Regions from separate parts of the Homo sapiens genome. Here region 2 is linked to region 1. A link is an interaction called in ENCODE POLR2A ChIA-PET data of the cell type or tissue named here. Cell type or tissue: B cell. All regions are shown on one strand. Each heading gives the region's core, and the rest is flanking DNA. Links, peaks and the distances in the headings are about the cores only.

Region 1 (5,845 bases), core at 533-5,532:
GGCACCCCCAGGCTGGCCAGTGGAGGGGTGAGGGTATCGATCCCGCCGGGGGCTGGCTTGGTTGCTGGTGCCCTGAGCCCTTCTCTGCCCGCCTGGGTGTTGCCTTCACTGATGGAGGTAGGCGTCCAGCCAGATGTCACCAGACTTCTTCAGGGACCTGGGAGGTGGGGGTGGCAGTGGGGGTGGGTGTTAGGAGCTCAGTTGCAAGATCCTAACACCCCTGTATCCCCCATGGTAAGTGTGAGCGGAGATCCCCATTCCCTGTGGGTTCCCTTCCCTGGGGGCAGGCAGCGATGCGGGCTGGAGGGTGGGTTGGGAGAACAGCTGAATGCTCATTCTCTGGAATGGAATCTAGACCGGGGTGACGGGTGTCGGGTAGGGGAGCTGGAGGGCAGCCAAGGCCAAGTCCAGGCATGAGCCTGGGTGGGCCTGTCCCTCCTGCACCCAGTTCTCCATTGCTGCCTCCTGCTGGGCGCTGCAACCCAAGGACAGAGAGGACGTGGAACCTGCCCACCCGATCTTGGGCCTGATATTGGTCAGTGGAGCCAGAAATGTCAACAATCTGCTAGGAAGCCCTGTGCCAGGCGCTCTAAAGGGCTGTGCCAAATGGCAGGGGCTCAGAGCATCAGGCTGGGAGAGATCATGAAGGAGAAGTGGGCATCTGAACACCAGCACAGGAAGGAAGGGCAACCAAGTAAGGGGAACAGCGTGTACAAAGGCGCAGAGGTATAAGACCTGGAATCTGGCCTCTGTTCTCCACCTCCAAGGTGACCACAAGGGCTGAGCCCCATCACCCCTCGCCTGGATGGCTGCAGTGTCCTCTGCTCTCCTTTTCCACTTCGACTCCTGCCCGCCAGTCATTCCCAGTAGGGGCAGCTTTCCAAGATGCAAGCCGGGCGTGTCCCTTCTCTGAGTGCCTGCATGCCTGCCTCGGCTATCTATGCCATGAGCTTGGCATTCAGGGTCAAGTGCCCTCTGCCTGAACGCTCTTTGCCAGATGTCCCTGTGGCGAGACCTCTCCCCTCCTCCCTGTCCCTGCTCACACGTCAGCCTGTCAATACTGCCCACCCTACCACCTATTTAGAAACTGCCGCCCCTGCCTGGCCGCCCCCCTCCCCTCCCCTGTCCCCACCCTGAGGGGCTTTTCATTGTTCTTTTGCCCATCTTCTGTAATGTACTTATTTGTTATTTTAATTGCTTGCTGTTTCCTTTGCTGGAAGGAACATCAGCTCCAAGAGGGCAGGAAGCTCTCTAGAGCCTGCATTGCTACAAGGGCAATGCCATCTTCAAGCAAAACTGTCTGATGACCGATGCTTGACCCTGAATGCCAAGCTCATGGCATAGATAACCTCCTCTTGTAGACGCTTATCTAACCTCCAGTGGTCACCAGGTTCATAAGAACCACCTGCATGGGGTTCACCCTAAAAGCTTGCTATATAGAGGGTTCTTTCTAGAGGGCGTGTGAGGGGATGTCCCAACTCTTGGCTGCCTGAGACATGGTTTTTTTGTTTGTTTTTGAGAGAGTCTTGCTCTGTTGCCCAGGCTGGACTGCAAAGGCACAATCTCAGCTCACTGCAACCTCCGCCCCTGCGAGTTCAAGTGATTCTCCTCCCTCAGCCTCCCAAGTAGCTGGGATTATGGGCACCTGCCACCACACCCAGCTAATTTTTGTTTTTTTTTTTTTTTTTTTTTTTTTTTTTTTTTAGTAGAGACGGGGTTTCACCATGTTGGCCAGGCTGGTCTCGAACTCCTGACCTCAAGTGATCCGCCCACCTCAGCCTCCCCAAGTGCTGGAATTACAGGCGTGAGCCACCGCACCCGGCCCTGAGACATGGCTTCTGTTTATGAGTCCCTGTTAAGTGTTTCCTTCTGAGAAACTGGATCTGTTAGCTTCTTTCCCTCAGCCTTTGGGGGTAGGTTTGCATAGACCTGCTCACCGCAGGCACTGCTGTTTGTGAGTCTGCAGTAGGTGCTCCAGAAATTCTCACTGTGTGCGTGAAGGCTGGGGAAGGGAGGAAGGGCATGGGACGTGGACAGAAAGGCTCAGGGACCCTGGGGGCTCAGCATGAGGCTGACCTGGACAAGGGTAGGCATAGGCCCTGGGGAAGCCACCAGAACAGAGGGGCCGGGCTGCAGCCTCACCTGACGATGTCCACCAGCGCGGTGAGGAAGGGCTTCACTTCGTAGCTGAGGCCGTGCTTGGCACACAGCGACTTGACCAGCGGGGCCACCCGGCTGTAGTTGTGTCTCGGCATCCTGGGGAAGAGGCTGGGGGTGGGGAGCGTATGCTGGCACCTGAAGTGGGAGATTCCAGAGAGAGGCCCCACCCACGGGTCCCCTCCCAGGATCCCCTCCCAGGACCCCCTCCCCACCTCCCACTGGCCCCCAGCACCCACACTCACTGGTGCTCGATCTGGAAGTTGAGGTGCCCGCTGAACCAGTTGGTGAAAAGTGAGGGCTCCACGTTGCAGGTGGCTGCCAGCTGCCGGAAGCCGGCGGGGCACATGTGAGGAGGCCGTTGCAGATCCCTGACCCCACGGCACCATCCCCCACCTGGCAGCCCCGTCAGGGCCTCATCCCTGCTTTGCCATCTGGCTCCTAGCTGGGACCCCCCACCCCACCCAGGATGGGCCCCACCCCTGCTGCCCACCTGAGAGCTGACCCAGTCCCGGTGCTTCTCGTGGCCGATCTCCTTGGGGATGTGGTTCATCTGTGTGATCCACACGAACCAGTGGCTTTCCAGGACCCTGTGGGGAGGCTCGGGCACTGCCCTAGGTCCAGCTCACCACTTAGGCACCCTGAGTGGAGGCTGGAGAGCAGCTGTCCCCAAGTGGCCTTGACTTCCTTATCTGTACAATAGGATTGTGGCCATCGCCCCCTTGCCAGTGTTTAAAGAATCTGAATGGAGCAGTGTCCACTGTGAGGCTGAGTCCAGAGCAGCTCCGACACCCACCGGGCCACTTACAAGCCAGGCCACGCTCCCTAAACCCACCGACCCTGGGCTCCTGCCACGCTTGTGTTTATGTGATTCCACCAGCAAGCCAGGGAGGCAGTACCACTGGCCCCATTCTGCAGACGGGAAAAGGGAAGCTCTGGTGGGGGGCTGCAGTGGGGGTCACCTGTCGCCTGTGTGTGACCTCGCCACTCCCTGCCATACCTGACAGCAACAAAGAAGAGCAGCACCCCAGGGACGCCGTAGAAGGGGAGGTAGGATAAGAAGAAGCGGGCATAGAAGCTGGCGGCCCAGAGCAAATCCTGCAGAGGAGGGCAGAGGCGATACCGAGAGGTCTCCAGGTGCCCGGAGGTCTGGAGGCCTGGTGGGTGGGAGGAGGACCTCAGGCATCCAACCCTTCTGCCTGATTTGCCTCAGAGCCCAGGACAGGCCACCACCCTCTCTGGTTTTCTCAGCTGAGTAAAGGAACAGGGTCCTTGCCCTGCCAGCTCACGAGGCTGATTTTAGTGACGAAGGTGTCATGCAGGGTGTGTTGGGGAAGACCCTGCCAGGGACACAGATGCCTGGCAGAGTCAGCCCAGCAACTCCTCCTGGGAAGACACCCTCACCGAGAGAGACCCACACCCCCCCTGTTCCTCAACCCCCCCCCACCACACGTACAGTCACGGGCACACTCGCTCTCCTGCTGCGCGCACACATGTGAGCCACACTGTTGCACGCATACATGTGAGCCACACTGTTGCACGCACATGTGCACCCTGTTTGCCTTCATGGGCAGGTACTGTCCCCCGAGGCACCACCTCCTGCCACGGCAGCCGTATGCCCGGGGTCCTGGGCAACCCCACTCACCGCCCACTGCATGCACACCAGCATGTACGCCAGATTTTCCACTTCAAAGTTCACCAGGGTGAGCAGCGGCGGGCCGACTGCAAGAAGGGGCATGAGAGTGTTCAGGAGTGGGGCTGGGCTGCCAAGGTGAGTGGGCGCCAGAGTGAGGGGCTCTGTTACTCCAGGAATGCCCCTGGGACGTTGGTGCTGGTCACATCCAGCTGAATGACCCCATATCACCCCCAATTCTGTGTCCAAGCCTCCCCAGGCTGCCCTTACCCCACCACCTCCCACCACCCTTCACCGCAAGTCAGGGCCAGACTTGAGTCCTCACTCTGTCCGCCCCAACAACTGCCCAAAGACTCTAGGGCTCCGGACCACTCTAGTGAGGGCAAGAAGAAATTCTACGTGGGGCTTGGGGAAGCTCCCAGCAGGGCTGTGATGGCCCGTGGCTGCAAGGTGTCCCAGGCACGGGAGACAGCTGGGGCAAAGGCATGCTGCTGGGAGAGTGTGTACAGACTGCAGAGGCTGGGAGGATGCCATGACCAGGGAGACCTGACAGACGTGCCCCGCCCCAGGAAGTGGCTGGGAGTGGTCCAGGACAGCAGGGAGGACAGTGCAGGCCCAGGCACTCCCCCACCCCAGAAGGACAGATGGACACTCACTCAGGAAGAAGTACAGGTGCTGCTGGTTGTAGGGTAGGTATCTGCGTTTCTTCTTGCCATACTGTGGAGACAGGCGGCGGCTGGAGACAGCAGCTCTCCAGGCCACCTCCTTCTCCCGGGCAAGGTCACGGGGCTGGCTGGGGCCAAGGGTCAAAGGCAACTCTAGATTCTAGCAAGCGGGCTGGTCGTCCCCAGCAGGTTGGGAGGTGGGAAGGAAAGACACGGGGGCAGAGCTTGGCCCAGCCAGAGTGGAGGCCAGATCAGGGGCTAGGTCAGGGGCAGAGTGGGGACCCAGTGCATTAGCTCCCCCTCAGCTGCAGGCCCAGCCAGAGGTTGTCCACGTCCCTCCCCACCCACCTCGACGGATGACTCCCCCAGGAGGAAGACGGGCGCCACCGTCACGTCTGGGTCTTTGTGGAAGATGTTGGGCTTGGCGTGGTGCTGGAAGTGGCGGAAGTTCCACCAGTGGGCGGAGAAGCCCTGTGGAGGAGGAGGGGGCTCTCAGGGCAGGCTGTGCCCCCGACTGTGCCCACACACTTGGGCAGACCCAGCGCCACCCAGCACCTGGCTGACCACCCACCCCACCCTCACCTTTAGCTGCCCCATCACGAACTTCTGGGCCACGTGGTTCCACCAGGACTTCTTGAAGATGGAGGCATGGCCCAGGTCATGCTGCAGACACCAGGACTGAGCCTGGGGAGAGAGGCAGGGTCAGAAGCTGTTGGGAAGGACGGAGCCCGCCAGGGCCTGGGGCCCCAGTGAATCCTTTCAGCTTGCAGGGTACCCCCGTGCTAATGCTCCATTTCAAGACCCTTGTGGGCCAGTGTCCTCTTTTTACAGATGAGAACTGAGTCCCAGGGAGGTGGAGGGGCTCGTAAGTGTCATGAAGCTGCAGGGCAGCAGCCTCTGGCTCAGTGGCCCTGTGCTTGATCGGAATCTGTTCAAGAAGGAACTTCTTGGCTCATCTGGAATGCAGCTTGACCCACAGACATGCCTGATGGGCCTTCAGACTGTTCACTCATTCATCTGTTTATTCATCCATTCATCCTTTCATAGGTCCATTCATTCATTTAGCAAATATGTTCACAATGCCCAGATGCATGGGGGCCCACGTCTGTTGGGCAGTTAAGGTGGCTGCAACACAGAACTGGGGTCACCTGAGAGATGGCCAGGATGAAGGCGGCCAGGGCACTGGGCACCCAGCCAGGACCCAGGAGGTAGATAAGGAGCCAGGCCAGCACCTCCATGGCCAGGATGTGGCCCAGTAGGAAAGCAAAGAAGGTGGGACTGGCATCAAACAGCTTCATGTCCTCGGCTGCCTGGTGCAGGGCTCGGAAGTCCTCGACCAGCTGCGCCTGCCATAGCAGAGGGGCCGATCAGCCAAGGAAGAAATTCCTCC
Region 2 (5,845 bases), core at 600-5,599, 160 kb after region 1:
CTCCCAAAGTGCTGGGATTACAGGCATGAGCCACCGTGCCCGGCTGGGGAGCAGACTTTTTAAGGTTGTGGGGAGCCAGTGAGCCGGGACTGCTGATTGGTGAGGGATGAAATCACAGGGAGCCAAAGCAGTCTTCCTGCACTGAGTCAGTTGCTGGGTTGGGGCCACAAGATCAGACAAGCCAGTTTATCCACTGGGATGGCACCAGCCAACCCAAGTGCAGGATCTGCAAAATATCTCAAGCACTGATCTTAGGAGCAGTTTAGAGAGGGTCAGAATCTTGTAGCCTCCAGCTGCGTGACTCCTAAACCATAATTTCTAATCCCGTGGCTAATGTTAGTCTAGTTTCCAGGCAAGAAGGAAGTCTGCTTTGGGAAAGGGCTGCTACCATCTTTGTTTAAACTATAAACTACAAAATAGGTTTCTCCCAAAGTTAGTTCAGCCTACACCCAGGAATGAACAAAGACAGCTTGGAGGTTAGAAGCAAGATGGAATCACTTAAGTTGGATCTCTTTCACTGTCTCAGTCATAATTTCGCAAAGGTGGTTTCATTCCTGCTAGCATTCATCTGTGCAAGCTTCCAGCTTGCAGGCTGCTCTTTGTTAGAATATGATTTGGGGCTGCTTTTCGTTAAAAAGAAAAGCCTTGGTCAGGCATGGTGACTCACACCTGTAATCCCAGCACTTTGGGAGGCTGAGGTGGGTGGATCATGAGGTCAGGAGATCAAGACCATCCTGTCCAAAATGGTGAAACCCTGTCTCTACTAAAAATACAAAAATTAGCTGGGTGTGGTTGTGCGCACCTGTCATCCCAGCTACTTGGGAGGCTGAAGCAGGAGAATCGCTTGAACCTGGGAGGCAGAGTTTGCAGTGAGCTGACATTGTGCCACTGCACTCCAGCCTGGCGAAAGAGCGAGACTCTGTCTCAAAAAAAAAAAAAAAGAAAAAGAAAAAAGAAAAGCCTTACCGATGACTCCCATGCCCTTGCTATCTGCCTAAGTAATTTCTTCTTAACTCCTATATTGATAGGTCCGTTGCCCACTGTGCCTGGCGAGTCAGTATGCAGAGACAACAGGTTACAGCAGAGAAAGAGGTTTAATTGTAAGGCACCGAACCAGGAGATAGGAGGAAACCTCAAATTTATTTTCCCAAGAAATTTCGGGCTAGTGTTTTAAGAGCTTTGGAGTGGGCTGAAGTATGGAGATTGCTGGTTTGTCGAAGAGTGCAGGGTGAAGTCACGGGACAGGAAGATAAACTGTATTCTCATGCTGATTCCTTTCTTCTGTGGGAGTCTTCAAACTGGTCAGCGGGCATGCCTGTAATACCAGCACTTTGGGAGGTCGAGGCGGTTGGATCACCTGAGGTCAGGAGTTCGAGACCATCCTGGCCAACATGGTGAAACACTGTCTCTACTAAAAATACAAAAAACTAGTGTGGTGGCGGGCACCTGTAATCCCAGCTACTTGGGAGGCTGAGGCATAAGAATTGCTTCAACCCAGGAGGCAGAGGTTGCAGTGAGCTGAGACTGCGCCATTGCACTCCAGCCTGGGCAACAAGAGCAAAACTCTGTCTCAACAAACAAACAAACAAACAAACAAAAAAGCCATATGATTCTAACATCAGAAATCCTATCAACAGGAACAATGGGGATGCCAGTGATCATTATCTAGTGACTTACGGTTGCCAAGGAAGTCAGTGAAAGTACAGCCTGATTAGTGCTTCATTATAACCATATTTCTGTCCAGGATTCTTGTTAATCCTTTGAGGACAGCTTCAGTAATACTACAGAGTGTTTGAAATCAGCACCAATTTTGAGAACTTTGGCCTATCCAAAGTTAGGCAGGCCTGTGGGTCTTCATTTAGAAATTTACCAAACTGGGCCGGGCGTGGTGGCTCACTCCTGTAATCCCAGCACTTTGAGAAGCCGAGGCAGGTTGATCATGAGGTCGGGAGTTCAAGAACAGCCTAGCTAACATGGTGAAACCCCGTCTCTACTAAAAATACAAAAAAATTAGCCAGGCCTGGTGGCGGGCGCCTGTAATCCCAGCTACTCAGGAGGCTGAGGCAGGAGAATTGCTTGAACCCGGGAGTTGGAGGTTGCAGTGAGCTGAGATGTTGCCATTGCATCCAGCCTGGGTGACAGAGTAAGACTCCGTCTCAAAAAAAAAAAAAAAAGAAAAAAAGAAAAAAGAAAAGAAAAGAAATTGACCAAACTTGGCCGAGAGAGGCTTCAGAGTGACTCCTCATGGCAAAAGTGGGTCACATAAGGAAGACAGGACAGGTGTTTGTTCCTTTAGTAATCCCTCCAGTGTCTGACAACCAAATCGTTTTTCACATTGCTACCGAATATATCCTAAAATGTGAGTTTGATCATGCCTCTCTCCTTCTCAAAAACCCACAGTAGCTCCCTATTGCCGACAGAGTACAAACATGAATCCATTTGGCATGAGATGTCCTCCATTCCAGAGCCCCTAACTTCCTTTCCAGCCTCATCTGCCACCTCCTTCCCCAACACTCTTGCACTCCTGGACATGCCGCGTGCCGCTGCAACTTAGGTCTTCTCCATCTATTCTTTAGCCCCAGCCACGCCCTAAATGCTTCCTCTTTTGTAACCCTGCCCCCACCCTGATCCTTTTGGTCAGAATTAATCTCTTCTTCCTCAATGCTGTCACAGCAAATAGCAGGTAAGCCTTCTCAGGCCTTGTGTTGCCCTGCCTTGGATTACTGTGAGGTGTTTACGAGTCATTTCCACCACAGACAACAAATACCGCAGGGGCATTGGCCGTGAACTCACTTTTGTGTAGGGCAGAAATCCAGACTTCTGTTTACAGGAAATATACCCTGTCTGTGTGCTGTATCCTTCCTGGGCCTCTGCTTCTCTATCCTTTTTATAACAGTGTTTCCTAAAACAGGATTGGAGGAACTGTTAAAGTCACTCCTGTTTCTGATGGCAGTGTGAGTTCTCAATCTACACAGGATGACGTGAAAGAAAAGATCAAGAACTACTGCTTGGCAGCCACACTTCTTGAACAAGGAGCTCCATTTCACCTGCCATTGCCTCAACCCACTGAAAATGGGATTTGGTCCCTACTGAGCTGTCCAAATTCCTTCCTCCAAGGCGATCCCTCAAGAGCAAAGGCCTAGCACATGGCTGAGCACTTGACACCACCAGCAGTGTTTGCTTTGTCAGTTTTCAAACTTTGTCCTTCTCTAGCACTCTCCTCTTGCCCCTCTGGCTGTCCCTGTCTAAATCTCCTGCACTGGAGCATCTCCCTGAGCCCAGCTCACATTGGCAATATTCTTTGCTTCATCCTGGTACACTGTCCCCAGACAACTCAGTCACTTGTGGGGCTTTGGTTGCTGCCTAAATGCAGAAGAACTTGGTCTACATGCTAGGTCTTTCTGTGCTCCAGATCTTTCTGGGCTGCCTGCCTAACTGGATGCCCAAAACACTTCAATTTCTCCCCTAACTGAGGCTTTGGTGAGGAGAAATATTGACTCCAACTCTATCCCAGTGCTTTACTGTGGGCAGAGTATAGACCTAGCCCCTTGATTTGGGGCTTAGCCGTGTGACTTCCTTTGGCCAGTAATGAGGGTAGGGGATGGAAGTAGGAGTGTGCCACAGCTGAACCTCTGGCATGGCAGTGAGAAGAGCTTCCCCTGGCAAGCTGCTGCCTCCCGTATCTGGGCCCAGAATGAGCACACATGGAGCCAAGCCAAGCTGCCCTCACCAACCCACAGACATAAAGCAAGAGGCAGGGCAAGCCCAGTGTGGTGGCTCACGCCTGTAATCCCAGTGCTTTGGAGGACTAAGGTGGATGGATTCCTTGACCCCAGGAGTTCAAGATCAGCGTGGGCAACATAGTGAGACTTCATTGCTACAAAAAATAAAATATATTTGCCAAGCATGATGGTGCACACCTGTAGCCCCAGCTCCCTGGGAGACTGGGGTAGGAGGATTGCTAAAGCCTGGGCTGAGTCAAAGCTGCAGATCCATGCAGAGCCATGATAGTGCTACCGCACTCTGACCTGAGTGACAGAGCGAGAGCTTGTCTCAAAAAAAAAAAAAAAAAAAAAGGAAAAGAAAAGAAAATGAAAAAAGGAAAGAAAGAAAGGAAAAAAAAAAAAAGAAACACTGCAGCTTCCACTCCTGCAGACTGAACAGAGCCACTGGCCCCCCAATCTGTGAGAATAAAGAACTGTGGTTTTAAGCCACTGGATGTCGGGTGGTTTGTTACACAGCATTATTATAGCAAAAACTAAACAATACAATCTTGCATAGAGTTGAATGCATAAAACCTCAATATACAAATTAAGATTAGTTGTGCACATCACCACCAAGGTCAGGAAATTAATCATTGCTGAATGCCCCAGGAGCCTCCATGTGCCCCTCCTGATCACCACCTCCTCCTTCACCCATAGAGGTAATCAAAATTTCCTTCCTTCCTTGCTTCCTTTCTCTCTCCTTCTTTTTTCCTTCCTTCCTCTCTTTCTTTCTCCTTCCTTCCTTCTTCTTTTCTTTCTTCTTTCTTTCTGTCTCTCTCTTTCTCTCTTTCTTTTCATTCCTTCCCTCCCTCCCTCCCTCTTTCCCTCCTTCTTCCCTTCCTCTCTTCCTTCCTTCTTTTCTTTCTTTCAACAGAGTCTTGCTGTGTCATCCAGGCTGGAGCCCTGTGGCACAATCTTGGCTCACTGCAATCTCCGCCTCCCTGGTTCAAACAATTCTCCTACCTCAGCCTCCCAAGTAGCTGGGACCACAGGTGTGCACACAACCATGCCCAGCTAATTTTTTTTTTCTTTTTTGTAGAGACGGGTTTTCACCATGTTGACCAGGCTGCTCTAGAACTCCTGGCCTCAGGTGATCCACCTGCCTCGGCCTCCCAAAGTGCTGGGATTACAGGCATCAGCCACCCGCAACTGGCCTAATTTTTTACTTTTCTTTATAGCATATTGTACATATATGCATCTCTAAATTTGATAGTTTGCTTTTCATTGTTTAATTTCAATTTTTACTTTTTGTGGGTACATAGTAAGTGTATATATTTATGGGGTACAGAATATATTTTGATACAGGCATACAATGCATAATAATCACATCAAGGTAAATGGGGTATCCATCACCTCAAGCATTTATGCTTTCCTGTGTTACAAACAATCCCATTTTAGTTGTTATTAAATGTACAATAAATTATTATTGGCCGGGTGCGGTGGCTCATGCTTGTAATCCCAGCACTTTGGGAGGCGAGGCGGGCAGATCACGAGGTCAGGAGATCGAGACCATCCTAGCTAACACGGTGAAACCCCGTCTCTACTAAAAAAAAAAAAAAGAAAAAGAAGAAAAAATTAGCTGGGCGTGGTGGTGGGCGCCTGTAGTCCCAGCTACTCGGGAGGCTGAGGCAGGAGAATGGTGTGAACCTGGGAGGTGGAGCTTGCAGTGAGCCAAGATCATGCCACTGCACTCCAGCCTGGGCGACAGAGCAAGACTCCATCTCAAAAAAAAAAAAATTATTATTGACTGTAGCTACCCCATTGTGCTATCAAATACTAGATCTTATTCATTCTATCTAATTATTTTTTGTGCCCATTAACCATTTCCCTTCCATCCCCCACTACCCTTTCCAGCCTCTGGCCATGAGCTTGTTTTAATTGTTAGCTCCTACAAATAAGTGAGGACATGGCCAGGGATGGTGGCTCACGCCTGTTGTCCTTTTGGAGGCTGAGGCCAGCAGATCACTTGAGCCCAGGAGTTGGAGACCAGCCTGGGCAACATGGTGAAACCCCATCTCTACAAAAAATACAAAAAAGTTAGCCGGGTGTGGTGGGAAACACCTGTAGTTCCAGCTTCTTGA

The links. Peaks named below come from ENCODE experiments on the same cell type or tissue, not always from the same donor. Only the 100,000 strongest peaks of a DNase experiment are listed, where the experiment ranks them.
Region 2: POLR2A ChIA-PET joins it to region 1 with 6 read pairs; 3 of 35 experiments call an interaction of 5 or more read pairs at or near these places.

The regions. Positions count from the first base shown.
Region 1 is chr11:61,873,709-61,879,553 of GRCh38, forward strand. FADS3 (fatty acid desaturase 3) reads right to left here. Exons shown (of 12, transcript NM_021727.5): 3 at 5,604-5,801; 4 at 5,038-5,139; 5 at 4,804-4,926; 6 at 4,447-4,507; 7 at 3,803-3,879; 8 at 3,158-3,255; 9 at 2,651-2,747; 10 at 2,403-2,482; 11 at 2,143-2,268; 12 at 1-157. The coding sequence ends at 106. MIR6746 (microRNA 6746) reads right to left here and starts at 4,570; the gene lies at 4,508-4,570. RefSeq lists enhancers at 969-1,517, 5,459-5,845. In B cell, for the core only: no CTCF peak of the experiment used is centred there; no DNase peak of the experiment used is centred there.
Region 2 is chr11:62,030,997-62,036,841 of GRCh38, forward strand. No RefSeq gene overlaps it. Among named protein-coding and RNA genes, the nearest start is that of LINC02733, 48 kb to the right of the region's middle. RefSeq lists an enhancer at 1-482. In B cell, for the core only: no CTCF peak of the experiment used is centred there; a DNase peak (open chromatin) is centred at 2,605.